Linked DNA regions of Homo sapiens: region 1 is linked to region 2. The links are chromatin loops, found by intact Hi-C in ENCODE. Cell type or tissue: PC-9. All regions are shown on one strand. Links, peaks and the distances in the headings refer to the core of each region. The heading gives the core; the rest is flanking DNA. Region 1 has its middle 79 kb from the start of LINC00687. Region 2 has its middle 190 kb from the start of LINC00687.

What was found. Hi-C counts contacts between places; a loop is a spot of excess contacts. Peaks named below come from ENCODE experiments on the same cell type or tissue, not always from the same donor. Only the 100,000 strongest peaks of a DNase experiment are listed, where the experiment ranks them.
Region 1: it touches region 2 in a loop (2.0-fold over the local background); 3 of 110 quality-filtered maps call a loop at or near these places.

Annotation. Positions count from the first base shown.
Region 1 is chr20:11,784,255-11,799,750 of GRCh38, reverse strand. No RefSeq gene overlaps it. Among named protein-coding and RNA genes, the nearest start is that of LINC00687, 79 kb to the left of the region's middle. RefSeq lists an enhancer at 6,700-7,200. In PC-9, for the core only: no CTCF peak of the experiment used is centred there; a DNase peak (open chromatin) is centred at 7,780; H3K27ac peaks cover 1,874 bases.
Region 2 is chr20:11,669,606-11,685,101 of GRCh38, reverse strand. No RefSeq gene overlaps it. Among named protein-coding and RNA genes, the nearest start is that of LINC00687, 190 kb to the left of the region's middle. In PC-9, for the core only: a CTCF peak has its summit at 8,346 (motif pointing left); no DNase peak of the experiment used is centred there.

The DNA.
Region 1 (15,496 bases), core at 3,731-11,730, 110 kb before region 2:
TAAGTGTTATTTTCAGTTTTAAGACTGGGTTAGAGTTCACTCCTGGGTCAGTACACTTAGGGATTAGCCACTGATCTGTCAGGTTTCCTTAACTGCCTGGAGTCATGGAGCTCTCTATGCAAAGACACACCTTCAATCTTCAGGCAGCATAGGAGTCGGCTTTAGCTTTCACCTCCTGCTTATGCATGACTTCAAGGTCAATAAGAGCTGAGTGTTTGGAGCTTTCACCTTTCCCAGGTCTTTCCTGGGCACGCCCTACTCATGTGCATAACCCTGCACAGGCACACATCCCTTCTAGAGTCTCAGAAATATGTCAGAGCTTTTTAAAGTTCCCTATGGTCATCTAGTTCTCTAAGTCATCCTTTTACATTTTTGTCCAGGGTTCTGTTTGCCCCCAGTGAAATTACAGCCTTAGGCAGCTGTTATGTGACAGTGTTACCAGGAGATTGCTATTGTTTTCATTCATGCCCTCAGGATAGTACTTTTTTTTTATCTGATCTGAGATTCAAGTCAAATCAAATAGAAAAAACAACCTGCCTTAGAATGGGGATTTACTGGAGAGCAGCTAATTTGATCAACATATTGACTATCCTCTGGAGCTGCAGCTTTTAATGGAGCTCCAAAGAGGTCAGTTTTCTCTGTTGGCTGCCAGGCTGCAGGCATTTTATAGTCACCTGGCCACTGAGCTGGGAATGGCGGTGGGATGGGAATAGTCCCAAGTGAAAATGACACAGACTCACTGTTTTAAAGAAATGATTGTATGTGATTTTTTTTTGCTTGTATTTTTATTATTTTATAGGGAAGAGGGTTTGCCAAGGTCCTCATTCCACTGTTTCAGCTAGAAAATCTAAACTCAGATATCTCAGAGTAAAATACTCAGGCTGTTAATCCTTGTGCTTAGTTTACTTAATAAATGGCTTAATGAATATAAAGTGCTTAGAAGAGTTTTGGGCATATATAGGTAAATATATAATTTTGGGCATATGCAGGTAAATATACATGATAAGCATGTAAGTTATGAGTGTTAGCTATTATTATCCTTTTCTTTTGTCCTCCCCAAGAGTGGCTTCTCTCTTCTGCTTCCATTTGGAGCACAGTGAATAGATTATTTGAAGCTACAATGCTATGAAGCCATTGATAGCTGAGAAAAGCATTTAAAATGTATTTTCACAGATTTAACACAGTAAGTACAGCCGTGCAGAGGGCTTTAAACTCTAAGGTAGCATGCTGCAGACAAATACATTCTACTCAAACCTGGGTATAAAAGGAGGGCTAGTTCTAAACAGTGAATGGAGACAAACAGCGTAATAACCAAGGTATTAACTCATACTTAGGGTCCCTTCCTTCTTCAATTTAACATTTCTAAGTTAAAAAAAAAAAGTTATTTTCCCCTTAAAAACCTAATTGAGTAGAAAAAAGTATCCTTTCCATTTTAGTTTGTAAGCTGTACTTCTGGGGACTGTGGCTGTTCATAGTGAAGCTGCCAATGAGAGCATATTCTGATTCTAAGTGAGATACATAGGAGGAAATTGGGAGCCTCCTGACAATGACATTTTACCTACATCTTCTAATTGGAAAACAACCCCCAGTCTACATGGAATAGGGAAGTGTGAACCGGACTAGTGAATCCTGTGGGGAGAGACTCTTGTGGGAGGTGGCTATCCATGTCCTGGAGCAGAATGTAGAAAGAGAATATTCTAATTTTTCAAAGAATAAAAATTACCTAAAATAACAGCAGCTCTTAATAATCTATGATCAATTGACCTAAAATCTCTGGGGGATAGATCTAGTAGTCTTAAAGAGTAAATAAGAGAAGGCTGAATACCTATATTTATCAATGAAATGGAAGACCCACTTTAGGCTGAAACTGGCATTTGGACATGAAGAAGCAAGTTTGACAAAATCAGGGGACATGCTGCCAGATGCCAATCTCCATGATGGGTTTTTATTTTATTTTTGATTGGAAAAAAGCAAAAAAAGTGGCTTTTTACAAGGATGCCAAGGTAGAAGGGGCAGGCCAAGTCATTCTCTTGACTAAGGTGCCCTGCACATGTGTTCAGGGGCCCAGGTTTGGGAACAGAGCATGGCCTCCATCTGCAGGCTTCGGAGGCTCCAGGGAATGCTGAGTGGCCCCAGGGTTTGAAGCCTTGGAAGCTCAAGGAGGACGACCCAAAGATTCCTTTACCAAACTCTAGTGAGGCTCTTTTGAGCCCTCCTCTCAACTAGGTCTAACCTTGGCTTATAAATGTGAGCAAACACTAGCACAGTTTCTAACAGCTAAGGCCACATCCCTAAATGACCCTACCCCTCTTTAAAGTGACTGCCTGAGAAAACTCAAGGCTGCCAAAGAAGATTCACTGTTTGTTGTGGCTGACACCCAAGGATAGGGCCTCTGACTTCCAGTCTCAGTGGGAAGATAGAATCCTAACTTTGATTAATTGCTAGCTGGCAGACACAGCTGGCCTAATGGCATTTAAACTGACTAACCCTTTGTAATTTTTCACTTCTCTGACTCTACTACTCCCCTCCACCACCATTTCCCCCCTCCATATTCCCTTACTCTCTCTTTAAAACATGCATTCACATCTGAACAAATGGAAGTTGAGTTCAGTACATGCTGCACTCTTTTCTCTATTGCAACTCTTCTTATTGATTAAAATCTGTCTTTACCACTTTAACTAGAGCCCTGTGTTGTTCATCTTTGACATTCCCCCAGCAAAGTTGGCACTGAATTGCAATGGACAATGCAGCAGCTGCTCTCAGGTAGAGGCCCTCAACTAGAAGGATTATCAAAAACCAAAGCAGTGATGTGTGAGTTTGAGACCTACCCCTTAGGAATCCTGGAAATAATTGTGTGAAGCTTGAGGAAGGGACTTGAGGACCTACATTTGCCCCCTTGGTGTTATGCTCCAATCAGGAAAATTGCAGTGAATACGACTGCTTTAATGTCTGTAAACTAATGAGGATTGAAGACATTGTAATAGTCTCCATTTATTAAGCACCCCCTACATGCCCAGCAATGCAATATATTCTTGTCTATGGTGCTTAAAGCAATTCTGTGAGGTTGTTTTCACTCTCTCCATTTAATAGATTAAAAAGTAAGGCAAAAAAGGTGGAGCAACTTTCCCAAGAACACACACATAGTATTTGGCAGAATCAAAATTGAAACTCAGATCTTCTTCATCCAAAATACAATTCTCATTTCAGTTCACCCTGTCTCATGCCATCTGTAGAAGCGTATTTCTTAGTTAGACCCTCAAAATGTCTGCATACTAATTTTGAGTAAGTAGAAAAGGCCAATACAGCAACAACAACAAACTTCAAAGAAAAAGGCAAATATTAATAAATGATAAAAGGCATTTTTACTGTTAACATGTTAATGGGTCCTACACAATCACAATGAGCAACCTGGGAGAATGGAAAAAAAAAATGCCTGCATGCAAAGGGCACAAAGAGTGCAAAAGAAACTTGACTCATAAGGCTATTCACGTAATAATTTACAGTATGGTAGCTGAAGTGACAACTGCTTCCTGTTCATTTACCCAAGTTGGGGAAAGAAAGTCGCTTTCAAAACCTGAAATGCTGATAATTGCCTATGTGAGGCTTCATTTTAGAGAGAAAAGCATTGTTGAAGCTGGAATTGTTCCAGTGAAAAGATGGTTAGTGTTGAAACGATTTGGGTGAAACTTGTGGATTTGATGAAGAAGAAAGAGGAGGACGAAGAGGAGGAGGAGAAGCAGGAGGAGAAGGCAGCGGAGGCCAATTGTGTTTAAATATAAATTAAACCATTTCCTGCCAGATAGAATAAGTGCAGAATTGCTCAACAAATTAGCCGGCAGGACGTTCCCATTCCAATCAAGATCATGCTGATACATGAGAGGGGCTAATTTTTTGGATTAACAATTTTTATCGAAAATTTTCTTTCTCAAGGATCTGGGCCCAGACACCTTAGCTAATTTATGAAGTTGATTTTCTAAGATGTTAGAACTTTAGTACTGAGAATGATAATGAGGCCTACTGTTAATAGACTGAGTTCTGTCTTCCGTGAATTCATATGTTGAAGTCCGAATTCCCAATGGGACGTATTTGGAAATAGGCCCTGTAAGGAGCTAATTCAGGTTAAATGAGGTGATAAAGGTGATGCCCTAATCCAATAGGACTGAGGTCCGAATAAATAAAAGAAGAAATATCAGCGTTCTCTCTCTCTCTTCCTCTCTCTGCACATGCACAGAGATAAGACCATATAAGGACACAATGAGACGATGCCTCTTTGCAAGCCAGGAAAATAGCGCTTACCAAAAACCAACTGTACTGGCACCTTGAACTTGGACTTCCAGCCTCCGGACTGTGAGAAAATAAATGTCAGTGTTTAACCTGGTCTGTGGTATTTTGTTATGGCAGCCTGAGGACATTCATATGGGAACATAGCAATAATTCTCAGATTTGGGTGTGGCTATTTTGTGTGCCTTACGGTATTTTGTCATTGTCCTTCAGTCCGCTGTGTTATCAGTAGATATTGTTTCAAGATAAGTTTCAAGTTTCAAGATATTGTTTCTAGAGAGTAACCACAGAGATTCCCAAGCTGTTGTAACTACTCTTGGATGAATTTTAAAATGAATGATGTGAACTGTGTTTAAGTGCCTTTCTCTTCTCCATTTAATTTTTTCGCACATGATTTACATTGACCTATCTGTTTTCTATCTGTCTTACTTTTCTTTCAATCATACGTAGTTTTGTTACCTTTAAAGTTGCTATTTAAATACCACTTAAAAGTATTTTTACAAGGACTTTGCAATATCACAGGAAGAGTTTTGGCCTTTTAATTCCATATGATTTTCACATCCATCCAGGAAGGAGAGGCGATCTGAGAAAAGTGCAGATGAAAGGCACACAGTTTTCAAGTTTTCTAGAACTCACTAAAGATGTGGATGAAACAAAATTGTCCCCAGGTGTCTACCACTAGGCCATCCACTCTTTCAATGTAGTTTTCGAGCACTGATATTGAACTAAGTTAACAGGCATGCAGCAAGGCAACTTACGCAATCTCCAAAGTACTCATTTAATCTATCATAAGACAACCCCACCAGACCCCTTATTTTCCCTAACCCTGCTCCTCTGTGAACTCTTTAAGGGAAGAGACCCTGTGCCTTCTTACCTTATCTCAGTGTCTGCAGTGTATCACACTTATTACACACTCCAAAATATATGTTTAGTTGCATTGAAGGCCACTGGAACTAATTAATACTTATTGTCCTTTAAAAACTGGATTCAAGAATAAAACTATAACAGAATTATAGCTATTTTACCATAAGTGCATTTTAGAGTCACTCACTGAGACCCAAAGAATATATTCATTTCCTTAGAAAACAGTGCACCTCTACAATTTCATGACAAGTCCATCAAACAAAAGAAAAGAAAAGTGGATCAATTTAGCCAGACAATAAAAATTAAGTTACTTCTATTTTGACTAAAGAAAGCATCTTCTTTTATGGGAGAATTTCAAAATTGCAAATTACAATTTAAAATGATAGCTGAAGGGCATAATCTACAGGAAGGCAATTTTTGTAAGATATATTAAACTTGAACTTTTCTATTATATTTGATGAGATGTAGAATCACAGCATTTTAAAACATGAAATAAGAAAGGGGCCTTGGAGAGCTCCCATTGCAAACCAAATCACACACACACACACACACACACACACACGAAATCTCTTTTCTATGTGTAAAAATGGAAATTTGCTTTTGAAAGATAGAGCCGCGTTTCCCCAGATGTCTCTTTGCCAAGTGGTTTTCAAATAAAGACACGGATAATAAAAATTTCTGTTCTCTTAATACATGGTTAGAACACACACACACACACACACACACACACACATTCACATCACAGCATAAACAAAAAAAAGCAGGCATCCATCATCTGGTAAAGATATTACCACATGTTGCCATGACACCTCACAGGATCGCTAGGTGGCTTGCCCACCTGGGAGAAGCCTTCCGTTGCATCCTCCATACCTTATTAGACTTAGAAGTCTCAACATTTTGTTATGTTTTGGGGTTTTTGTTTGACTATAGTCAATAATAATATATTATAAATTTCAAAATAACCAAGAGAGTAAATTTCAAATGTATCACCCCAAAAAATGTCAAGTGAGACAATAGATACGTTAATTAGCTTGAATGAATCACATTATTATAAACATTTGTCAAAACATCACATTGAACTCCATAAATGCGTACAATTATGATTTGTCAATTTAAAATAATACAAGTTCTAAGAAGAAAAAAAAAATCACCCTTGTATGAGTCTCCTTATTCCCTAATCTGTTTAACGATGTTAGACACTAGATTCTGGTAGTGCTTGGGAGGGAAGTGACAGGAAGGAAATGAAGCAAGTTCCTGAACTGCTTAATGTTCTACTTATTGATAAGGGTGTTAGTTATATGGGTGTGCTCACTTAAAAAAATTAATCTATAATTTACTTATAAATCCATTATAATTCTTGCACTGTTGGTATGTAGATTATATTTCGATAAAAGTTATCAGAAATTTTAGGTCTCTTTTATAATGGATGGGAGGGGAATAACGGGGGAAAGCTGGTCCAAAAGTTGATGAGAGGATCATCACGTTCTATATGATCACTATATCCAAAAAGATGAGAGGTCAAGGTGAGTCTGATCTCTATGCTTAAATGTCAGTGCCTTCTTTCAACCCCTTGATTTCCAGCTTTTGCTCTTGGAGATAATTGAATCCAGTGGCTAATGCCAGGGAGCCCCAATAATTGAATCAGCATTTGCTTGAACAAGGACGTTTTATTGTCCTCTTTTAATTGTGTGCATGCCCTATGCCACTGACATGGACAATTTTAGCTAAAAGCTAAAAGCCTCCCAGGTTATGAGTAAACAGGGTGCTTACACAGGCTATTTCAGGGACACAGCTCAGCAGGATTCTTTAGTTTAAATAGAAAGCAGAATCTGAATGAATTACTTTGTTCTTCCACAAAGAAGAACATTGTTCTCATGTAGGCATCGATTTATTCATCAATCAGTCACAGGGCATCTCCTGTACTCCAGGCACTGTTGTAAATGCTGGGGATAGAGAAAAAAAGCCACATGTAATCCCTGTCCTCATGGAACTAATAATCTAGCCAGGAAGTCAACTCATTTAACATATCTAAAATGATGTCTGTACCGTAAGAGTGGATTATATAAAAGGCCTTGAAACCATAGAAAAAAATGAGTAATTGATCCTTTCCAGGGATCAAAGGAGACTTGAGTGAGAGCGCAACAATTGGGGTTGGTTGTAGAGAATAAAGTAGAGCTTTCAAAGAGAAAAAGAGGAATGGGGAGTCCAGCCTGAGGGAACAGACTCTGCAAAGTCAGCACTGTGAAAGCGTTTGTGCTGTTCACTGACCACTGATCATTGATAGAGGGCTTGTGTTACAGACCACAGGGTCTTACACTCCTCATGTAATGGAAATTAACACGGGGCATCAAGTAGATTTCCCACATAGGTCTCTGTTGCGGGACAAGGGAGACAGCAGAGACACAAGGATTTTCAGGCTGGCTCCCTGAAAAGAGTCAGTAGGTAGGGATTTTTTTTATTAGGCAAAGCACAGGAATTGACATCAGAGATTAGGTATGCAGACTGGGCTGGGCAAAGCCTGTATGGGGTAGGGTATAAGGGCAGCGTATCTGGTTGCGATGGTTATCTTTAGTGATGGGCCGCATGCTGGTCTTGCCTGCAGCAACAAGGCTATAAATCAGTTGTTCAGAATTCCTTCTCAAGGTGGGACACTCCACAACCTTTGTTCAATTTTGGATCTCTTAAGACTAGTTTCTGGAATTCTTCAAGTAAAAGGCATGGTTAAACATTACGCAAGTACAGGAGAACAATATAGAATGGCTATTTTCTTTGCATGACTGTTAATGGCTGTGGCGTCAGTGAAATAGTGATGTGAGTTTTGTGACCAGTGGAAATGCGTAAAAAAAAATGCTCTAGTCGGGGGTGAGCTGAAGCCAAGCCTTGCTCCTACTGTGTCTCACTTGGAAAGAAGAGCAGGAGTGAGGGACAGCCAGATATTTCAGGCTGGATTATAAAACCATAGAAGATGCTGTTGGTCCCCACCCAGGTCCCCTTTGCCGGGCCAGTGTGTTCTCCCTCCAGCTGCCCTGAGAGTTGGCTCATGGCTTCCTCCTCCAGAGAATTCCCCTTGGTCTGTAGGAGCCACCTCACCCAGAACTGCCTGAGGGGATAGAGCCCTCACCTCTTGGGGTAATCTGCAACAAATAGCTGACTGATCTGGAGGAGATGAAAGCCTGTGGCATGCTTCAAGATGAGGCCTGTGCTGTTTATGCTCTGTAATGTAACGCATCCCATTAGTTGACCTTTATGAATAAAATATGTGTGTTTTCATCCAATAGGTGCTGGGGTGATTGTACATGTTTGCTGTAGACTGTTATTCTGTTCACTGCAAATGTAATTGTCTTTCCAAAACTGTAACTCTGGTCTTGATCACTGGCATGTGAGAGCGAGAAATTTATGTATTTATATAATTTATTCTTAGTCACAGAGGCAGGTAATTTATCTTTAACATATGAAATACATAAGAAAGTCATTGCAAACTTCAAATGAAGAAATATTCATTAAAAATAAAGATGTTGGCCTGGTGCAGTGGCTCAAGCCTGTAATCCCAGCACTTTGGGAGGCCAAGGCGAGTGGATCACAAGGTCAGGAGATCGAGACCATCCTGGATAACACGGTGAAACCCCGTCTCTACTAAAAATACAAAAAATTAGCCGGGCATGGTGGCGGGCGCCTGTAGTCCCAGCTACTCAAGAGGCTGAGGCAGGAGAATGGCGTGAACCCGGGAGGCGGAGCTTGCAGTGAGCCGAGATCGTGCCACTGCACTCCAGCCTGGGCGACAGAGCAAGACTCCATCTCAAAAATAAATAAATAAATAAACAAATAAATAAATAAATAAATAAAGATGTTATGCTCCCTTTTTATTTTTAGCTAAGGAAATTCCACTTAACCTTCAAAGCTAAGTTGAAATTTCATTCATTTATGAGAGGAGGATGAGGAAGGTAATGTTTATTCCTGTTTTTCTAACCAAGAAGCCAACTCTTTCTCTGAATTCCTGTAAAATTTAGTTCAGCCCTTTTCAAATTGCCATCTAATACCCTCTTGGATTTCAACTACATAAACATATTGTGTCAATTAGCTACCACAGCATAACCAACACCCCAAAACTCAGTGGCTTAAAATAATAAAAATGAATCATTGGTCATGACACTATAGATCGGCTAGGTGGTTCTCTCTCATCTGGGCTTGCAGATGTGTTTGATGTCAGCTGCAGATTGGGAGCTGGTTCTCCTCCTTATTTGGGGCTCTCTCACATGTTTTGGACCCAGCAGGTTTTAGGTGGTTTAGAATAGTCAGGAGACAAGTGGGCTGCCTTCCATGTGGTCTCTGTGGTCTAACAGGTTAGGCTAAGCTTGCTCACATGACAGCTGGGCAGGCTTCTGATAGAGAGCCTAAGTGTGCAAAGCTGCTGGAGGCCTGGGCTTGAAACTTCCACCTTCTATTAGTTGAAGTAAATCACAAGGCAGACCAGGTGCAAGGAGTAAGATATGGGTTCTACTTCTTAGTGGGAGGAATTGTAAAACCACACTACAATTAACGTGGTTCAGAGAAGGGTGGAGAATTGGAGATTCTTTTGCAATGATGAATATTTTACATCTATATGTTGTATGCATGTTTGCTTTCTGTCAGTCTAAAACCTTCTTGAAGATAGATAATATTTTATCGGCTTGTATTCTAGTATGAACAGTGGTGTTTCAAATGATACCTAAACACAGCATCTCTTCCCCTTTTCTTTCCCTGATAATAGCTGTTTGCTCACCCTTTGGCATGCTCCTCTACCCTTAACCCAAACCATGGGTCAGGGAACCAGAATAAAACTCAGGCTGTGACAATGAGACTCTTTCTTTAGAAAATTCAATCTAGCAGGTCCACGTAAGGAGGATATGTATTGAAGCTGAGGTTCACTGCATTCTTGAAGCCTGTTCTTTTAAAGCTTCAATATTGGGAACTTTTCAGTATCCTTCAATCAATATTCTTTTTTGTTTTTCTTGAGGTAAAACACCTGTCATAAGGACCTTGCACACTCCCAACTTTCAAAAGTTTGTTGAGCGGCTGAATGAAGGCAAGAATCCTGTAATCACTGACCATCTTTATTATGTAAGAGTAGTTAAGAGTGTGCTCTCTTAGAGTATAAATACCTTTGGTTTGGTCTGCCCTGTAGCCATTCTCCAGGAATTGACACTTCCCTTGTCCACAAGGTTAATGGGGAGCCAACAGGTTATTCCAAGGACACCTTAAGTCATGGCCAAAGTACAGTTGATAAGGGTGGCCAGTAAATTCCCAAAATTTGTGAAAAGGGGACTGAGGGAAACCAAAATATTTCACCCCAAAATATTCTGCTTTGACATATTTTAAGATTACCTCTCAGAGGGCTGGAAATACAAGATTAGCTGAGAAGCTATCTTTGTGGGGAAGATTTGCATCTGTAAAGCAAATCTGCATTGATGCAGCATGGCTTTCTCTGAGGCTCTTCCTTGTCCAGATCTAGGAAAGGTTAACTGAGTGTCTGACATCTTTAAAGGTCTAAAAGAAACATTTGCCATCTATCTCTCTGAAGGCTGCTGCCTGTGAGGTTTCCTCTGTGTAACAAGGCCCCCTTCGCTAGCCAGGCCTGCTCTTCTCTTCCTCCTGTAACTTGTTTCACCACCATAACTGAATTTACCACCATAACCTGCTTCTGGCCATGCTCTGAGTCCTCATTCTCTCTGTAACCTCAAGATTGTGTAAAACCATCAACCATCTAGCCATTTCCTTGAGATCTCATATTTTATAAGACTCTTGTGCATATTAATAATAAATTTGTATGCATTTTTGCCTATTAGTCTGCCTTTTGTCAATTGATTTTTCAGTGAAACTACAGCAGACCAAAGGTACGTTTTCCCTCATTCCCTACAAAAACAAGACAGTCAGTGATCTGAAAACATACAGTGTTATATTTACATGGTGTGGAGCATATTTCCAGCCAAGTACAGAGATCTGTTTTGTGAGAGGTATGAAGACGTATGAAGTCATCTCTCCACGCTTCAATTTCTATATCTGTAAAATGGAAACAACAACATCTCCGTCCCAGTGCTGTTTAAAATATTAAATATGGTGGTGAGCATCCCAGCTACTCAGGAGGCTCACTTGAGGCCATACATTCAAGGCTGTAGAGTGCAATGATCTCATCTGTGAATAGTCACTGCACTCCAACCTGGGCAACATAGAAAGATCCTATCTCTAAAAAATTAACAAAGATATTGAATGTGGTATTGAGTATGAAATATTCAATAGTAGTGTGCTGTTTCATTTCTTCTTCTTCTTCTATATAGATCTTCTTTCACCAAATATTTAATCTGGGGGTTAACCATTTTTACAACAGATCCCATATAAAATTCCTATTACATGCTAAGAAGTTTGTTATAATTCTTACTTGGTAAGAATAATACTGAATTGTTATTCCTAGGATATAGGAAAAAGCAAACTCAGTTTCTCCTAAACTTTCACAACACAACACAGAACACTTCTATGAGCAAATGTATGAGGGTTTCTCCCTACACACCAAGCAAGCAATTCTTTTCTGCAGCAGATATCAGCTGAATCTCCTCTAATTCAATTCAATTCTGACGCTATCTACCTGGAAATCGTGTCAGATCCCATAGGGCTCAGTCCCACAAGACTGCCTCCCACTTCAGACATCAGTTGCAATTCCCAGCTTCCAGAACTTCTGACTAACTGGATGTAAGTTAGGGTTCCCATGACCCTCCCAGTTGTATTAATTTGCTAGGATGGCTCATAGAACACTTACTTGCATTTGCCAGATTATCACAAAGGATATTACAAAGGATACAGATGAAGAGATGCACAGGGCAGAGAAGGTGGGAAGGGGCATGAAGCTTCCATGCACTCTCTGGGGGTGCCACCCTCCTGGACCTCCACGTGTTCGGCTGTCTGGAAGGCCCCAAAACCCAGTCTTGTTGGTTTTTTGAATGGAAGTGTCTTTATGTAGGCATATTAATTAAATCATTGGCCATTGGTGATCAGCTTAACCTTCAGCCCCTCTCTGCTTCCCCGAGATTGGAGGGTGTGGCTGCCTTGGTCTTTCTGGTGACCAACCCCCATCCTGAGGCTCTCTGGGGACCAGCTGTCCCCAGTCACCTCATTAGCATATAAAAAGACATTCATTATTCTGGAAATTCTGAGGATTTTGGAAGCTATATTTCAGAAAACTAGGATGAAGAGCAAATACAGTTGTCTCTATCTCTCTCTGTATCCATGGGGAATTGCTTCTAGGATACCCTCCTTCATACCAAAATCCACAGATGCTCATGAGTCTAATATAAAATGGCATGGTATTTGCATATAACTTAGGCACATCCTCTTGTATACTTGAAATCATCTCTAGATTATTTATAATACCTAATACAAGTGCTATGTATAGTTGTTATACTGTGTTTTTGAGAGAATGATGACAAGAAACCAAGTCTGTACATGTTCAGTACAGATGCAACCATCCATTTTTTGGAATATTTTCTATCCAGGGCTGTTTGAATCCATGAGTGTGGAACCCACAGATACGGGGGGCCAACTGTATATATGTCACAGTATCATCACACTTATATATCATCACTCTAAGTGATTTGTATATAGTGACTGATTTAGTTCTCACAGCAATGTCCTGGATAGTGTTAACTAAAGACCATGAGGATCATGGAGGAAGGAAAGGAGAAGACTTTATTTTCAGAGGGAGAAACAATCCTAGGATGGGGAAACACTGCTTTCAGGGAAGTCCAAAAGGGCTCAGAAGGGGGAGGGGGGAGCTGCTCTATATTCCTTATGTTACCAGCCAGGTTCAGATCTGTCCTGCTGGTGCACGGTAAATCAATTACTGTGACATAAGTTTTGTAAAAGAAAGAAGATTTATTCACAAGACTGCCAAGAAAGGAGGTGGGAGAACAGCTCTCAAAAATCCGCCTCTCTGAAGGTAAGTCTCAGAGATATTTATGGGTTAGGGAAGTGTGGAGGCCTAAGGCATGGGAAAAGTGATTGGCAGTGGGGAAAAATGAAATAACAGGTTTGTTTTTCACAAGTGTAGTCGAGGTTCATGGCATTTCACAGGATGTACATGTAGAAAATGGACAAGTTAGCATGATCTGAGGGTGGAGCTTTTGGCCCTCTCATGTCAAAAGGCCACCTTTCAAGCACTTGTGCAGGCCCAGTTGAAGGATCCATGGCCTCAATTGGTTTGAACTGGACAGGAGCTGGCCCAAGTTCCTAAATAACAATTGAAGTGACAAGTACCACGGTGACCTATACACGTTATCTATGACGTAGCCAGTGAAGGTTAAGTTGCTGTGTTCAGCAGGAAGGCCTTCAGCTACTGCAACCTTCAGCTTCATGGAAAAAGGAATTTTAAAAAGGTATTAAAAAGCAAGCAACCACAAGCAAGCAGGCCACACAGACCTGATCAAATTAACTCCTCAGTTTCACTTACACAGTCTTACATACATATTGAGCAGTGTTGCAGAAATTCTATGAATATTCACTGGGAAAGTCAGGCACTTATTTGCTCACTGGGTAAGCATATGTGTTACATACACCCTATGTTCACTTTGGGGTGGGGTTTTAGTATTAAAATGAGGTGGAATTCAGCTCTTTAGGTCAAAAGGCGAACTACAGGGCACAAAGACAATTTGTGTGCAGTCTCCACAAAGGGGCTCAAATTGGCTTAAGGTCTGCAGCCATTCATCAATAATGAGTGCTTATAAAACTGGTCCTCTGTCTAACTAGAGCTATGGCAGGACCACAAGGTTGTTGTCCACTGGCTTCAAGCTGGTCTATCAGATTTGCTTAGGAAATTTTCCAGTTGTAGTTGTTTCAGTAATGCTTTTCAGGAGCTGGTTTCTGCTTAATCACAGGAAAAACCTTATAGCAATGAATAACACTGGGGTACATGATCAATCCCTCATCCTCTTACCCAAGATATTCTGGGGGGTTTTTTGGTTTCATTTTGGCCACAAAGCATACATTTCTTCTCTTTGTTGTGGTGTATTTTAGAAGTAGATACTTTTACATTTTTACAGATGAGGAAACCAATGTAAGACACTGGGTCAAGACACGTTCAACCCAGTCTCTTACATCTCCTTCACTCAGATTGCTTGCTCGGTGCTTCCTTCCTTTGAGCTGCTTTGGCTCACAGCAAAAGCAATGATATCTCTGTGGCCCTCAGGGTAAACGGATGAGGCTGGAGGTGACTGGATGTTGGGGCTATGCTTGGCTCACACACCACCAAGGATCACCTTAGGGCTGAGAGTATGAGTATTTTAAGTGTCCATCTGCAGATATACAAAGACACACACTTTAGGGTGACTTTAGAATGATTTTTTTTTTTTTTTTGGACACAAGTTCTGACTCTGTCAACCAGGTTGGAGTGCAGTGGCATGATCTTGGCTCACTGCAACCTCTGTCTCCCAGGCTCAAGTAATCCTCCCACCTCAGACGCCTGAGTAGCTAGGACCACAAGCGTGTGCCACCGCGCCCAAGTTAATTTTTTGCACTTTTGGCAGAGATGTGGTTTCACCATTTTGCCCAAGCTGGTCTCGAACTCCTGAGTTCAGGCAATCCACCTAACTTGGCCTCCCCAAGTGCTGGCATTACAGGTGTGATCCACAGCACCTGGCCTAAAATAATTTTTGACAACAAAGATTGGGGCAGAAAAATACTTTTTCTGATATGCACTCAAGCTCAGGTAACCAGAACACACAACATTCTCCTGTTTCCCCAGCAAATGGACAAGAGGCAAAGTACATTGATCTACAGCATTATGACATTTTACGAATCAAGGCTGATTCTACTTGTCAAATTACTTCTTGACTGTGAGCAAGTCCCACTGAGTCCTTTTCTGATATAATGGACAAATGCTTGGGTTTCTAGATCAGCAATAAACATAAAATGGTTTTAGAATCCATTCCTCCATTTTTCTTTACCTGTGTTTTCCTTTTTTTTTTTTTTTACTGAGAGGAAGGATTCCCATAAGTAAACGAAATATTTTTGATATGCAGCAGATTCTTGATTCTGAAATGAAAGTGTTTTGCTCACAACTGGTGGAGAGAGGACTTTACCAGCCTTAGTTTTTGCCATGCCTGTTAAAGAGTAGTATACCTGTAGCTTCATTACTGAAGAGGTGGGCTATGTTTTAAAATATGTGAATAATTATCTCTATAATGAAATTCTAATGGAAGGGAATGGCAATAGAACTGTATGTAATTAGAAGTCAATCCAGCAAATCATTCATTGATGAAGAGAGAAAGAAAGAAACCCATCAAATAATTAGAATTTACATAAAGCTGTAGTGAGGGAAGTTCATAAACTT
Region 2 (15,496 bases), core at 3,375-11,374:
TGGGAGTGAAATTGATGGGTCATAGGGTAGGTGAACGAATTTAACATTATTGGGAACTGCCAAACAATTTAGCAAAAGGTTTGCACCATTTATCATTCCATCACAGCAGTATTTGAGAGTTCCAGCTGCTCCACATCTCCTCCAATTACAGTATTGGTATTGCTAGTCTTGTTTGCTTTAGCCATTGTAGTAGGTGAGAAGTAGTATCTGATTTCAGCCAAACATTTTCAAAGCAGTCATTTTCCTGGGGACCTATTGCTGAATTCTAGCAGATTTTTAGCTGGGCTATGAAAGGTAGAATTACAATAGGAAAAAGGTTTATATTTAGAGTCAGTCTGCATATTCATATTTTTAAAAGAAAACCTCTAAGCAGCAATTTGAGTTTAATATTTCTCCCCAGAAGTCTAGTTTCCTTAACAGCTGTTTATAAATATTTACCTTCACATTTTTAATGACGACAATGTATATAGCACAAATACCAGGAGCTTTAAGGTATAAATATTCAACACAGAGGTTTCCAGTTGTTTCTATGTAGGACACAGAGACCTGTCTTCACATACAGGTCTATGGAAGGCTTGCTGGCAGTAAAGGTGGATAAGAACTGATGCCCTAGAGAATAAACTTCCCTGGTTTGGGTCTTTTCTTTGCCAGGGGTGTGATTTAAGGCAAGTTATCTTGCCTCTGTAATGTATCATAATATCTGATATGGTTTGACTGTGTCCCCACCCAAATCTCATCTTGAATTGTAATCCCCATAATCCCCATGTGTCATAGGAAGGACCCAGTGGGAAATGATTGGATCATGGGGACGGTTTCCCCCATGCTGTTCTCGTGATGGTGAGTGAGTTCTCAGGAGATCTGATGGTTTTATAAGCATCTGGCATTTCCTCTGCTTGCACTCACTCTCTCTCCTTTCGCCTTGTGAGGAAGGTGCCTGCTTTCGCTTCATCTTCCACCATGATTGTAAGTTTCCTGACGCCTCTCCAGCCATGCAGAACTGTGAGTCAATTTAACCTCTTTTCTTTATAAATTACCCAGTTTCGCCAGTCTCAGGCATTTCTTTATTGCAGCATGAGAACAGACTAAAAAAATACCCTCCTCCATAAACTGGGATAATCATATATCTACCTCCTGGGCATGCATCTAAAACTTGAAACCACTGCCTGGCACATGGGAAATGCACAATAAATGCAAAAACATTCAAAAAAGCTAATTTTTAAAAGTGATTTGCCCTCTATCATTCTCCTTTTCTCCATTGAACATAACTGCAGGGCTGATCTGGCATCTCAAGGCCACCTGGAATGAAGTGCTGAGTCTAAGGGTCCATAGGCAGCTGGCATGTGATGTGATTCCAAGCTTCTAAAGAAATGCTCAGGAGAAATATATCTCTGGAAATGGGACCTGGAGGGATTTGTGTAGCCTTTGATATTTCATGCACACTTCAGTGAAGCTCCTGAAATTGTGTACAAAACTCATAGGATTTTTTTTTTTTAACCTGTAGCTTGCAGCAGATTCTCCAAGGAGACTGGGACCTCAGGGTCTTTTGGATCCACTGCAAAATAAGGTAGGACCATTGAAGGGTATGGAACAGATTTTGGAAAAAGAGAGTATTAGGATTGAGCTTCAGTTCTGCAACTTTTCAGCTAGTTGTTTCTGACCAAGTTACTCAATTACTCTAAGTCTCAGTTTCCATATCTTTGAAGTTGACATCATAGTATTTTGTATCTCACAGGGTTACTGAGAGGAATAAAAAGATGACATGGGCTGGGTGCAGTGGCTCACGCCTGTAATCCCAGCAATTTGGGAGGCCGAGGCGGGCAGATTGCCTGAGGTCATGAGTTCGAGACCAGCCTGGCTAACATGGTGAAGCCTCATCTCTACTAAAAATACAAAAAAATTAGACAGGTGTGGTGGCGCACGCCTGTAAGTCCCAGCTACTCGGTGGGGCTGAGGCAGGAGAATTGCTGGAATCCGAGACGCAGAGGTTGCAGTGAGCCGAGATGGTGCCACTGCACTCCAGCATGCATGACAGAGCAAGACTCCGTCTCAAAAAAAAAAAAGAAAAAAAAAAAGACATGATTGACATTCAGGAACTGGAACCTAGTAAGTGCCAAACAAATATTAGTTCCCTCCCCATTCACTGACCTAGATTATAGAAAGCAGGCTTAGCCTCTGTTAAATTGCAAATGACTTTGGGAAAGATAATAAATTAATTAGCCATTCTTGCCTTAGTATGAATGTACCAAATGTTTTCTTTAAAACAGAAATCTTGCCTCAAATATTAACAGACCACAGAAAAGAAAATATACAAAGACAAAATTACTTCCATTTAGAGAATTCCCTTAAACAATAATATTAAATTAATGGATAAATTTTGAGACCTTTCTTTTGCATTTCTGTCTCTTTGTACCTCTAAGATCTCTATTCATAACTATAGCAGCCCAAATATATGTATCTTTAGATATCAGAGTCCTCTTATCTTTAACTCAAGAGTCAGCAAACTATGGCCCATTGTCTAAATCCAACCTATGGCCTACTTTTGTAAATAAAGTTTTATTGGAATACAAACAGCCCCATTTGTTTACATATTGTCTATAGCTGCTTTTATACCCCAACACAGGATTGAGCAGCATGACAGAGACCACACGACTAGCAAAACCTAAAATTCTTACTGTGTGGCCTTTTACAGAAAATGTTTGATTCTTGATTGACTCCTGTTTGACTCACCTAGTGCCCTTTTGACACATTGGGAATATGCGAGAAAGCAAGAGGAGTCAAATGGCATAGAAACACGGCAGGAAGACTGGAAAGAGGCTATGATTCCCAGTGCAAACAAATCTGGGTTCAGGGACAATCATTTCATTTTGACTTACTAATTGATCACCCTTCTGTTTATTTAGGACTTTAAGAGCTTACCAAAATCTCTGTCCTTTATAAAATCAAAAAGAAGACAGACTAGTGGGATCAAAGGAAACTCCATAAAACAGTGGGTTTTAGATAATTTTTTCTAATCTTTTATTTTTTATATTTATATTTTATATAAGTTTTCTAAAAGAGTTTGAGAACTATAAATCAGGAACTGAATATAAGAAAAAGATAAACATGCTTACATAAACTATGTGAAAGGAACAGAATGGAAGAATTTAAAGAGTAAAACCTTAAGGAATTAAACAGTAATTTAAGGAGAACATCTATCTATTAAGGGACTGTGATACAATGATAATTAAATCATCAGCAAAAAAAAAATATTTTTGTGATGGAAATAAAGTATGGGGGAGGGAAGAAATTAGCATAAATTTAAAAAATATTACCAAGAAATTTTTAGGTCTTTGATTCAAAAGGATATTTCTTTTTTATTTTTTCTCCAACATAGAGACATTTTGATTCACATCCTTTGAAGGCTTTGTTTTCAGAAGAACTGCCCAGATAAAAAGCAACCATCCATCTCATGGATGAGCGTGGAAAAAGAAGGAATTTAGAAAAAATAAGCATGGTGAAAAGGGAAAGAGTTGTAAAGGGAACTGAATTTTGCACGGGTAAATCTGCCAATCACAGCACAGCTGGCCCAGGACAAAGGACGATAATAGATGGAGAGATGATGGAATCCAAAAAAAACCTTTTAAAACCACATTCATGAGAATGACCCCTACTAAAGGGATGGACAAATGTCCAGGGCTTCAAAAACGATTTTCCTTAAGGTTTTCTCTGTAAGCTCTGAAATTATCTCTGGGCAATGGCTGAGAAGTCTCTATCTCTTTATTTCTTTTCTTTGGGGTGGTTGGTAGAGGATGCAGCTTGAAGTTTTCTTTCTCTTCCCTTCATGAGACAGGAGTGGTAGCAGATGAAAAAGTAACTTAGCGAAGGCAAAGCCAGGTTTGTCTTTCTGATCTAGATTCTACGAGTAGAGCTGACTGCATATGGAGAGACAGAGAAAGGAACAGGTTCAATATAAAAATGCAAAGACCCTTGGGATAGAGCTTCCTTGGTTTAAGTTTCTTTGATCCTGGAGCTGGAGGTGAGGATTCTCATGCAGGTGATTTATTGAGATGAGGGTAAGAGTGGGGTTCTCTTAAGTGGAAACATGGGCAAGGGATGTGAATTCAGTAGGGTGAGGCAGGAAAATGGGTTAAGTAAGTAGGTTAGCCTAACTTCACGCCTGATCTCAGGGAGATTTCTGGAGTATGAATTGTACCACCGAGTAATTCCCACCTTGAGGTCAAGGATAGCCAATTTGTACCTAATGTCAGGGGCTGAAATCATGAGCTGCAGACCATTCCCAGGGAGTGGATAAATACCCTGCTTACCGACTTACCTCCCTCCCTATCTGCCCACAAGTGAAGTGACTTCTGTTGTCCAAGGTCAATTAAAGTAGGGGACAACTCTGAGCCAGTAACAATCAATATGGTAGCTGAGGGATGGGTAAAATGGCCCATTAAAGAGGTTTTGGGTGGGGCACCAATTCCTACTCCCACATATGCTAAGATTTCATCATTTAGAAGTAATTACTAGGCACCCAGTATTGGGTACAATGAAGGAGTCACTAGGGCTGGGATGAGGGTGGACAACGTCTTATAAGCAGTTGACTCCTGGCATGGGATGGAATCAAAGGAAGCTCTATTCCATCCAAACCTACTGTCTCCCTTCCTCACCTATCTATGTACATGGACTATTTCCCTTCCTCGCCTATCCATGTACATGGAATACCGGAATTAGATCATTTATTTGGAGTATATATTTTTTCAGGTAACATAATTAAATATGCATTGAAAAGCAGTAGAGAGTATTACTAACATTACTATTTAGATGTAGGTCCTAGAAATATTTTGTCTCTCTAAATGTAAATGCATTTTTTTTCTTTTTCCAAAAGAAGAAAAACAATGTGTTTTCATGTTTCCTTTAGCTGGGAGAAAGGTTAATTCCATTTTTATTTGTTTCTGCTCCTTTACTAAGTTTATTCTATTTTATACTTGTAAAGTAATATGAAGAAAAATTCTATTTCAAATAACTAATTGCAGCCACATTCACATATTTCATTGATACTAAGGTGAATGTTTTTCCACAATTTACTATTGGCAAAATCAGGATGGGATGTTGCCCTTTACTATCCCTTTGCATCAGGTGAAAGTCAGAACCTAGCAGCATTACCTGTGCTTATAAAAACTTGGTTACCACTTCATTTGTTTTATGTGCAATGTTGTTACTATCTGGGTTCTGTTTAATTGCCATCAATAATTTAGCCTTAAAATATCTCAAAGGCAGAAATGCAGAAGGATAAGGCTTTGGGATATTAATTTGATATTAATGAAGCATATGTTTGATGTTGGAGGAATGAATGCAATTCCACATTATCTTGCAAAGCTACACCAAGTGCTTTATGTTAATAAGAAAGGAAGCTACTCACAGGTAAAGCAGTTAGGTTTTGTTATCAAGGCACAAGCAAAAACATTATCTATCCTATGCCAACGAGTACAATTGAACTCAGGAGAAACAGTCACATCCTCTGAAATATGTAAAAATAAATAAACTGATAAGCCGATGTGACTGATTTGTGCATTGCTCAGGACTAACATAAAGGTATTTTGGCGTAGTTTAACTGGCAGTCTGTTTTTTTAAAGGTTTTATCAGTACATTTACATTTTACAATGAATAGGGGCTGACATTGCATAAAACATGGTGCTAGTCAACAGCATAGTTGATCTTATGCAAAATTATTTTGGAAAACAACTTGAGGGGTTGATGAAACCTGGATGATGAAACCATCAGGGTCACACCTGAAGTCAACAAAGTTAGGTTTATTAGTTTGCTGCAGCAAAGGGAGAATAGAACCCAGAGGAAGCCTTGGAGAATCTCATAAGGGAAATTGAAGGAAGGCTTCTGACGGAGTTAGGGCTTTGGATGAATTTAAGGAGAAATTAATAAAGCAGGGGCTTGCTCTAGATTAGATGCTGTCAAGAAATTAGAGCAAATTTCATCTAGGGGGCAGAAAAATTAAAGTGAAGCTAAGGTTGTCATTGGCAAAAAAACAAAAACAAAAAACCCACTAGTTATTCACATTAGTCAAAAGAGGGTGTCTAGTCATTGTGGTTGTGGAGTAACTTGTCTCTGTCATATTGCAAACATGATCATGATGTGACCTGATCTAAACATTACTTATATTTAATTGGGAACATCATGGCCTGGCTGCCAGTGGGGCCACTGTAGTACAATATGTGAAAAACTCAGTGGATTTGGAGTTGAAAGCCTGGGTTAAAAGCCACACATCTTTTGGGTGTGGGATTTGTTCAGTTTTCATAAGCTTTCTGAACTTCAGTTTCTTTAACTGTAAAGTGGATCTACTAATAAACATGTGAAGTGGTTGGTGAGAAGATACGATGGAAATACAAATACTAATGACAATAGTAAGCAATTAAAAATGTGTTGAAAGCTTGGTGGTGCATGCCTGTAGTCCCAGCTACACAGGAGGCAGAGGCTTGAGCTTAGGAGTTTGAAGAATTGTGAGCTCACTGCACTCCAGCCTGGGTGACAGAGCCAGACCCATTTTCTTAAAAAAAAAAAAAAAAAGTGTTGATTCCCTTTAGGCTGTCTTGCATAAAAGGCCCAAGCTGCTGGAACAGCTCATACCTTGAGTGGAGGTGAAGGAGGGAGATGGGTATTTTGGGAGTATATACAGTTCGTGCTGCTAGGAGATGTTCCCACTGCAGGGGAGCAAATTCAGAAGCAGAATGGTTACAAGGCTTGCACACAGCTGGAGATTCAAGATCCTGCCTGATGCATCTGATATCATCTTCTCCCCAAAATGGACCCTGAGCCAAACCTTCCTGGCAAATGATTTATTAAGGAAGGATCCCCTGGAAAGGCCAATAAGGGATTGTGGGAAGCAGGAAAAAGAGGGGGAGGAAGCCAAGCGAAAGTGTGATTTCAAGTGAATCCCCAAACTCAGCTTGCTTCTGCTGGAGGCTCTGGAGCATAAATTACACCCCAGAGTTTGCCCAGCCTTAAAGCAGAGGAGCCAAGCTTTTGTACTTCTGCACCAGTCAGTCACTAGCTGTGGGTGCCTGTGAGAGTCAGGCTCTGTGCAGGTGCAGTGTCCATGGGAGCAGAAGGCAGCCATTAGTAGCAAAGCAAGTGGAAACTGGGGGAACGGGTGCACAGTCCCAATAAGAGGGATATGAGGACATCCAAATAGAGCACCAACAATGTCCACCGGGGGTGGGGAAACAAGTTCAAAGAGACTTTCATGGACTTGTTCATGGGAATCTTCTCTGGTTCCACCACACTGTTGTGACACCCTACTCTCATTATGATCATCTAGAGAAGCAATGCTTCCTCCAGAATCTGTCACTTCCTGGTGCATAGCACTAATTGAAAGGCTAGCATTTCAAATGAAGTATGTCAGAGATAATATTTAAAAGATGTCGTTCTGTCTGGCATGTCACCGGAGTTTGACATGACTACAGGAGCCTTGTTAGAAGTAATGAGGCAAGATGAGCTCTAGCAGATTCATTCTTCAGAGCACAGCTCAAGCACTGAACCAATATTATTACTGACCATAAATGTTGTTAGGGAGATGTGGAAGGGATGTTAACGCCACTAAGCATTACAATCAAATCTCAATAATGACCATTGAAGCAGGCTAATAAATTATAGATTATGTGTGCAGTGCAAATTCATTCCTTCAGAAACCTTAGCTTCCTAGCTTCAAGAATTTCAAGGGTTTCTTCTGCTGCAAGCACCAGGCTTAAAGCCACACAGAAAAAAAAAAAAAAAAAAAAAAAAGAGCTGGCAATTCTGTTAGAATTCTCTGCGTCCTCCTCTATTAAGTTACCTTCCTTCCTTCCTACTAATGAGATGGAAAAATAGAGTAAAGATGTAGATTTGCTACTATGTTAGAAACTCTGAGTGCTAATGCAACACATCCCTGTTGAATCAGGAGGTGTCTGGAAACCAGACCAGTTTCGGCTATCACTTGCAATGCATTGTGTAACATCAGGCTTCCCAGTCTTGTTTCTCTGGCTCCAGGGCCTGCCAGGCACATTTTGGAAAAAATAAAAAATCCTTGTCATCAAGAAAGAGGATGCCATGTGTGTGCATTTGTTAAAAATAAATCTGCTCTCACCAAAAACCTATCCAGGAAAATCTAAGGAAAACCCTTCAGGAGAAATACTATCCTTTCACCAATGATTTTCATGTTCTGAGGATCTCCCGGGAGCCATAGTTTCTTTAGAAGTGGGGCATGACTTCTGAGGATTTTATGTTTCTTTTAAAAAGTCCATTTTGTTGGATCTGTCTCTTTACCTCAGGGTTTAAGAACTAAGGTCACCCAACCCTTGGATGGGTCATTGACCTCCCTTTACCCAAGTAGCTGCTGCCCCCTGGAGTCAGGCAGAGGAATATCCTGGTACTCCTAGCCTCCATTCCAACCCACTCCACTCCCAGATAAAGAAAATATGCTGGGAAAAAATAATTCCTCAGGCGTTTCTTTGGCCAATATTAGAGGCTTCATATAGTAACGGTCTATAATTTATGTATCTGGTACTACTTACTTTTTATAGGTGAGAAAACTCAGATTCAGAAAGAGGATCTGATTGCCATGAGCCTCGGCAAGCCGGCAGCGTTGCTGGAAGCGTCCTGGGTCCAGGGACAAGCGCCTGAAGTTTAAGCCACAAGACACTGCTTCTAGCTTCGGTGCCTTCAGCCATCAGGATTATGGATTTAGAACAGAATGGGTTTGGAGATCTCCTTTGTTCTATAGCAGCAGTTTCACTGCTTGGGGTCTAGCTTGTTAGTACAAGAGAAGAGGACCCCATAGCTTCTGTTTGGCAAACCTAGAGACTCAATGGTGAAAAGCTCCTAGAACCATTCTCAGATTTTTCTCCAGAGTGAAACCTAAATTTCTTAGGCTCATGTTTCATTCTTTTTGTTTCCACGAGTGCCTCAACAGCCTGGATTCTTTCCCAGGAACCAAGTCATCCGGGCCAGTGATTCTCTACCCGACGTTGTTATCCAAGAGTCCTTGGCAGAGAGAGAGAGAGAGAGAAGAGCGCTCCACACCTCATTAGGCAATTATTGATGGGGAGGGGGATCTTATCCAACTATTCCAGGAGTCATGGGGTATTTATATTAAGAAAATAGGAAAGGAAAAGAACCACCATTCCCAAATTAATTTGATACAAAGTCTCATTGTTTCCTGCTTCCTCCTTTTCAAAATGATTAGTTTAACATAGAAGCATATTGAATGCTTGAATATTAGGATGAGTAATTCATGTCTTAGCATTTTAGAGTTTTATGGAAATCTCTTCTTCTACCACTAAATACTGAATGAACTTATTCATTATTCATAAAAGTTAAATATTTCTCTCTCCTCTCCCCTCCCCTTCCTTCCCATCTTGGCCAAAGTAGACGGGTTGGCAGCAAAAGAGTTCTGGGGAACATGGCATGGATACCATGCACTGAATAGCTCTATCTCAATCCCTTGCTGCCCAAGAGACCAAGCTGTAAGGTGGAAGGCACTGGAAAAGAGCAGACATGAATAGAGGTGACTGAAAATTACTAGTGATAAAGTGCCTAAGTCCTTGTATACCTCTTACGATAATGTTATCAGAAAAGTGCCGGACTACAAGTTAACCTTACTGTTTTAGACCTTTTTGAATATTTTCTAGTAAAAATTAATTTAGTAGGCAAAGAACTGAGACTTAAAAAATCAAAGGCTCTCATCCACTCATTTTGCAAGTATGTAATGGGATTTTGTTATGGATACTTAATTGACATGGCAGTAATGTGAAATATGTATCGCTTTCTCAGCAAGTCATCTTCACATCTCCTAGATGATAGAAAATGAATAGATCTTAATATCTGAATTCTCTGGGGATGGGAAGGAGAGCAGAGTCAACAGGGATTTCAAACTTTTATAACCAATAGTCTTGTGACTATGGTAACTTCTGATGGCACACTCTGAGGAGGAGGAGGAAGGAAAAGATGGGCAGTAAGGAAGGGACACACATTTAATGATGAACACAAATGCGGAAGCTTGAGAGGGACAGTGAAGAAATGGGAAGTTGTAGACAAAATAGCAAAGTTACCTTCCCAGCATCCATCACTGAAAAGCCCTGGAAATTAATCTACTGCGTAATTATGTCATTTCAATGGCCATTCATTTTTATTGTGTGCCAAACTAATAGTGGATAGTGGAGATACATCAGTATGAAAACCACACATAACCACCACCTTTATATAGTTTATAACCTAATATTGATCCAAGTCAACCCCTACTATTCCTCCAAATCAACCCATACTCATTGTGCCACTGTTTTGCATAAAATGAGACAGATACAGAACTCACCATCAAGCAGTTTATAGTATGTCAGTAGAAAACATAAATATTAAACTCAATTCTTAAATTTATGCACTAGCTTCAATTATGGTATCTCAAAAACTTCTTGTAAAAATCTTGTGAACAATTTAAAGATTACTATTTTTTTCATTATTTTTAATTTAAAAAAATAATTTAGGAATAAAATGGAGGCTCAGTGGACTCAAGTGATTTGCTCAATTATACAACTAAGGAATGAAAGGGTGGCTGGGCTTTGGCTTCGATTCTTTTTTGTCCTTAAATGATGCCAGCTCCCTGCAGCAAGAGTTTTATTTTTAAAATAAATAAAGAAATTAAAATAAAAATCTATCACTACTGAAAAAGTACTTGGTATAGAAAACAATTTTATTTGCTATAAATAAGATATGGAATCATAAAAGACAAGACTGGAACCCAAGGTTAGGGCAGTCTGCATAGAATCACACCTTCTGGCCAAATATTGATGGAATCTACAGTTATAGTGGGGGAGTCCATGATCTCTGTGGAAAAAGGTTGCGTTTTGGAGTTGGAAAACTTGAGTTTAAATCCTGACCTTGAACTTATTACTTGAAAGACTTCAAGTTAGGTTTCACCCTCTTGTTCTGATTACTCATCCTCATAGGTCACAGTGAAGATTATATAAGGCACTATGTATGAAGCGCCTACTACTAATCAGTATTGTATATTACCCTTCTTTTGGAAAACTAACGCTTTTATAGAAGGGAAAGTGAAAAGTTTGGGTACTTGGTTTTCTTTTTTCTCTGCCCATGTGTATTAGTCAGGTAAAGCCAGGTTAGTGTTTGTTTGAATAACTGGGGACTATAACCTAGCTAAGTTAGCACATAAAACTGACCATCACAGCCCATCCCTTGTCAACTTGGTGTCTATACACATCTCTTTAGATCATATTTAATATTTTGAAGACAACAACAAAGACATGCTTCCATCTAACATAATGCAACTATCCTGCATGAAACTGAAAATACTCTAACTCTTTCTCTAGAATAAGATACAAAGTCCCTGGGTAATGTTCATTCTTTTCCTTGATTTCCTGTAACTTAAATATAGTGATGTAGAGTTGGCTGTCACTCACACATCTTATGTTATATGATAAGGGGTAAGAAAGGGAAAAAGCAATAATAATTGCCAGAGATATACATACACACAGACATTTACATAACAAAATAGGAAGAAATAAAACTATGAAAGTCGTACTTTCTGCAATTGGTCACATGGTTTCAGTCACATAGCTAATATTTTAAGTACATTTTCTCACTACCATATTCCCTTTTCCCTCAGCAAGCACCTCAGCTAGTCGGGTTCTTTGCCTGGCGAAGTGATGCAAATCTTTATTTCTGAAGGGTATGGGTCATTAGCAGTCCCGCTTTAATGGGGATGCCATAGTTTTCTATTGACTCTTGTCTCAGGGCATGGTAGTACTAAGACACACACCGAATGGTCTTCTGTATTCCAGACATACGCTTTCTTACTATCCTTGTATTATAGAAATCCAGTGTCCTTGGTAATCAAGATTAATCAGCCAAGTCAGCAAGCAACATTCTTCTTAGCTTGTTGATTCAGACGCATGCGGAGTCCAAAGTGGCCACGTGATCGTCTTGACTTCTGCTTCAATAGAATCATTGTTGTGTCTCTTAGCAGAAGAGTTCCACTCTTTGGAACTAAGACTTCTAAACCAGCAGAGCATAAAGTCATGGGGATAGAAGGGAAAAATTTTGCTAGTGTGCCACTAGTAGTAATAGCGGTAGTAAAGGGGGTCATGTTACTCCCATTTTACTCCTTGATCCCTGGGCCTGTGAATCCTGGCTATAGGAGAACTGGCACCATATATTGGATGCTGACTGAGACACTGGTCCAGCCCTGCAAAATACAGCCAGTAGATAAGACTCTATCTGAATCTTAAAGGGACTATTTTACTGTTCATCCATGCCAGCTGCTTGAGGATTACAGGGAATATGGTGAATTTCATGAGCCTGAGCCATTTGCTGCATACTTCATTTACTGTGAAGTGAGTTCCTTGATCAGAAGCATGTTATATGGAATATCATGGTGATGAATAAGCCGCTCTATGAGTCCATGGTTTTCGCAGAAATACTGTGTTTAGGGAAAGCCAATTCCTATCTAGCATAAGTGTCTATTTTAGTAGAAATGCACAGATTTTTGGCAGTGGAGTAGAGTCTTTCCTGAAGAGGATAGGGGCCTCTCCTTCATTCAAGGTGCTGTGGGTTTATAAATTGGCTCAAATCTTGGAATCAATTAATGTGATTCTGTTTTCATGTTTCAAATTAGACTTCTGTTTAGTAAACCTATAACTCTTCCACTTATACAAAGCAAGAAAGAATTTAGTGGATTTTCATCTGTTTTTTTTCCTAGGGATGTGATGATCAACTAGCAGAATCTCTGCTTAGTGGATCAATATCAATAAATCCAGCCTGACTTAACTTTACATTCCTTCCACTATTATTAAACACCTTTAACATCCATTCACAAACATATAACCCAAATTTCTGTGTGTGTAATTTGGGAAAATTATGCTGTTTTCTCAATGTATAGTGTACTTTATCTTGAGTCACACTTTGTATCTCATCTTCTGGGACCTGCTGGGATTTGAGTCTAGTTACAGGTCTAGATACAAAGAAGAATGGTGGGGGTGAGTCCTGAGGGAGATCAACAGTGTCTTTCAAGGCAACTATTTCAGGAGAGGTTATTATGACTTCTGCAGGCAAAGCAAGGTTAACCTCCTTAGTGATAGAATGCTCTCTTCTGCTGGTAAAGAACACTCAGCAGAATTTAGGAGCTCAGTGTCCCCAGCTTCCCTAAGATCTTCCCGTATGTCTCTATTCCAATTTTCGGAATCCTGTTTCTTCTCAGTCAATGCCCTCATTTGAACAGAAGACACCTGTAAGGCTGAAATTCAATTTGAATTATAATTTAATCATTCTCAGAATGAGACTCTGGGTTTAGTTTTCAGAAATCTCAACTTTGCAGCTATAAGAGATAAAGGTTTCTTTCACAACAGATGTAGAACATCCCAAGTAACTTATACACCATTTGAGCTTGGAATTTGAAGTCCTGGGTGCATTATTTCCTTTTTTATATTTCCTCCAGTGCAGTTAAGAACAACTAGCCAATCCCATTATACTCCTTAGTTTGATTGAAATGTTTTGTAGTATTAAATAGATAGTTGTCCAGAATCTTGACTTTTATGGGTATTTGATAAGGAGTGTCCAGTGGTGATATTTTGCAAATCTTTATTGTGACATCATGTCATGGATTATCAATGCCCTCTTTACCACTGGAAATAGTCACTAGTGCCTTTGAATCAAATCAAACTAAAGAACCAATTCCAAAAAACTCGGAGTCAATTTAGAAGCTCACTCTTAATGTTTTGTTTGTCTTGAACCACTTCTAGTATGAAAATTTGTATCTGTCAGCATTCCACAAAGAAACAGAACTAGCAGGATACACACACACACACACACACATAAACACACACATGCATATATCAGAAGATTTATTGCAGGGTGTTGGCCCACATAATTGTGAGGGCTGGCTGGGCAACTCTGAAATCCAAGGTGTCCATCAGGAAGGGCAGGTGGGAATTCTTGGGTATAAACTGAAGCTGCAGATAACAGGGAAATTTTTTTCTTTCTCAGGGAAACATCAGTTCTGCTCTTAAGGCCTTGGAGCTGATTGGGTGAGGCTCACCCATACCACTGAAGATAATCTTTAATCTTTACTTACAGTTAGCTGGTTGTAGGTGTTAGTCTCATCTTCAATGTACCTTCATAGTAATACCTAGATTAGTGTTTGATTGAATGACTGGAGAGTGTAGTCCAGCTGAGCTGATGCAAAAAATTGAACATCACCTCAAGCACCAAACATGATTTTAAAAAGTAGAATAGTTTTGCTTATGCTTTGCTTTAATTTTTCTTATCTTTAGTTCCAGCATCCTTACTTTTAAAAATATATATTGAGGTAGAATTTTTTTTAGCCAAGCCTACAGTTATTCAGTAATCCATGGGCCTATATCATCCATGGGTACCATATCGTGTATGACTCATTTCACAGACATTAAAGTCCATGAAGAATCTTGTTCATCTGAGCATTCAGCATGTTCTAGGAGAGAAAAGGATTTCATGGGAGTCAGCCCAAAGAGAATAAAAAGTGAGTAGGTCTTGGATGTGAGCACAGTAGCAATTCAGCAGGTGTGTATTTTAAAGTGTCAGGAAGTTTTTCAAAGCCATTTACTCTCCTCACCTATTTGAAGGTGTCATATTTTGTTACTCAGGTGTCATCTCTTTATCTAACCCCAGACAACAAGGAGTCCTGTGTTCATAGTCGCCATGGGATAGATCTGCTTCTGTCATCTCTTCCTTTTCCCATTATGGCAAACTTTCTTCCTCCCTGCTCCTCCCTTCCCACAGGCAGCAGGGCCTACAGAATGTCCCATTATCCTCTTTATCTTTTTAAATTTTCTGGACTGACACAGCAGAGGGAGTAGAAGGTGCTAGGAGAAGTCAATAAGCCACGTTAATTCAGTGTCAGTAGTTGCTTCTAGGGTAGTCTATGTTTAAATCCATGAACACATAAATGGGTTAACCTGGGCTTTGAAGCATATACCTCATTAAGGACATGCAGAGAAAACGTCTCAAAATAGTAATTTTTGAACATTTGCTTTTTATTGTTTCCTTTCTGTTGTGATCTTTCCCCTTCTCAGTTAGAGGAATCTACATTGCTTTGAGGATAAGAACATAATTAGAGAGAAAATGAAAAGAAGAAACAGTCAATGTTCAGGTTTCTGACTTCCAAAACAGTCTTTTGAGAATCAAAAGGGCTGGCTTGAGAGAGACAGGGCAGTGGTTAGGCCATAATCATAGAATTAGAAGGAGAACACAGAGGTTTCAGGTCAAGATGGCATTTCTGCTCCAATCATGTAGCAAGAGGGAAAAATATACATAAAAAGAGACATGGCTGGAATCAATAAAAGATGATCATTTCCACAGTTGAGGAACAGAATAGAAAAACAAAATGGGGAACACAGCAGAAGGTAAGACTTTGCTGCACTTTGAATATGAAGTAGGCAGTAGCTCCAGGGTTTGGGTTGCTCCAGGCAGAGGACCAATAGTG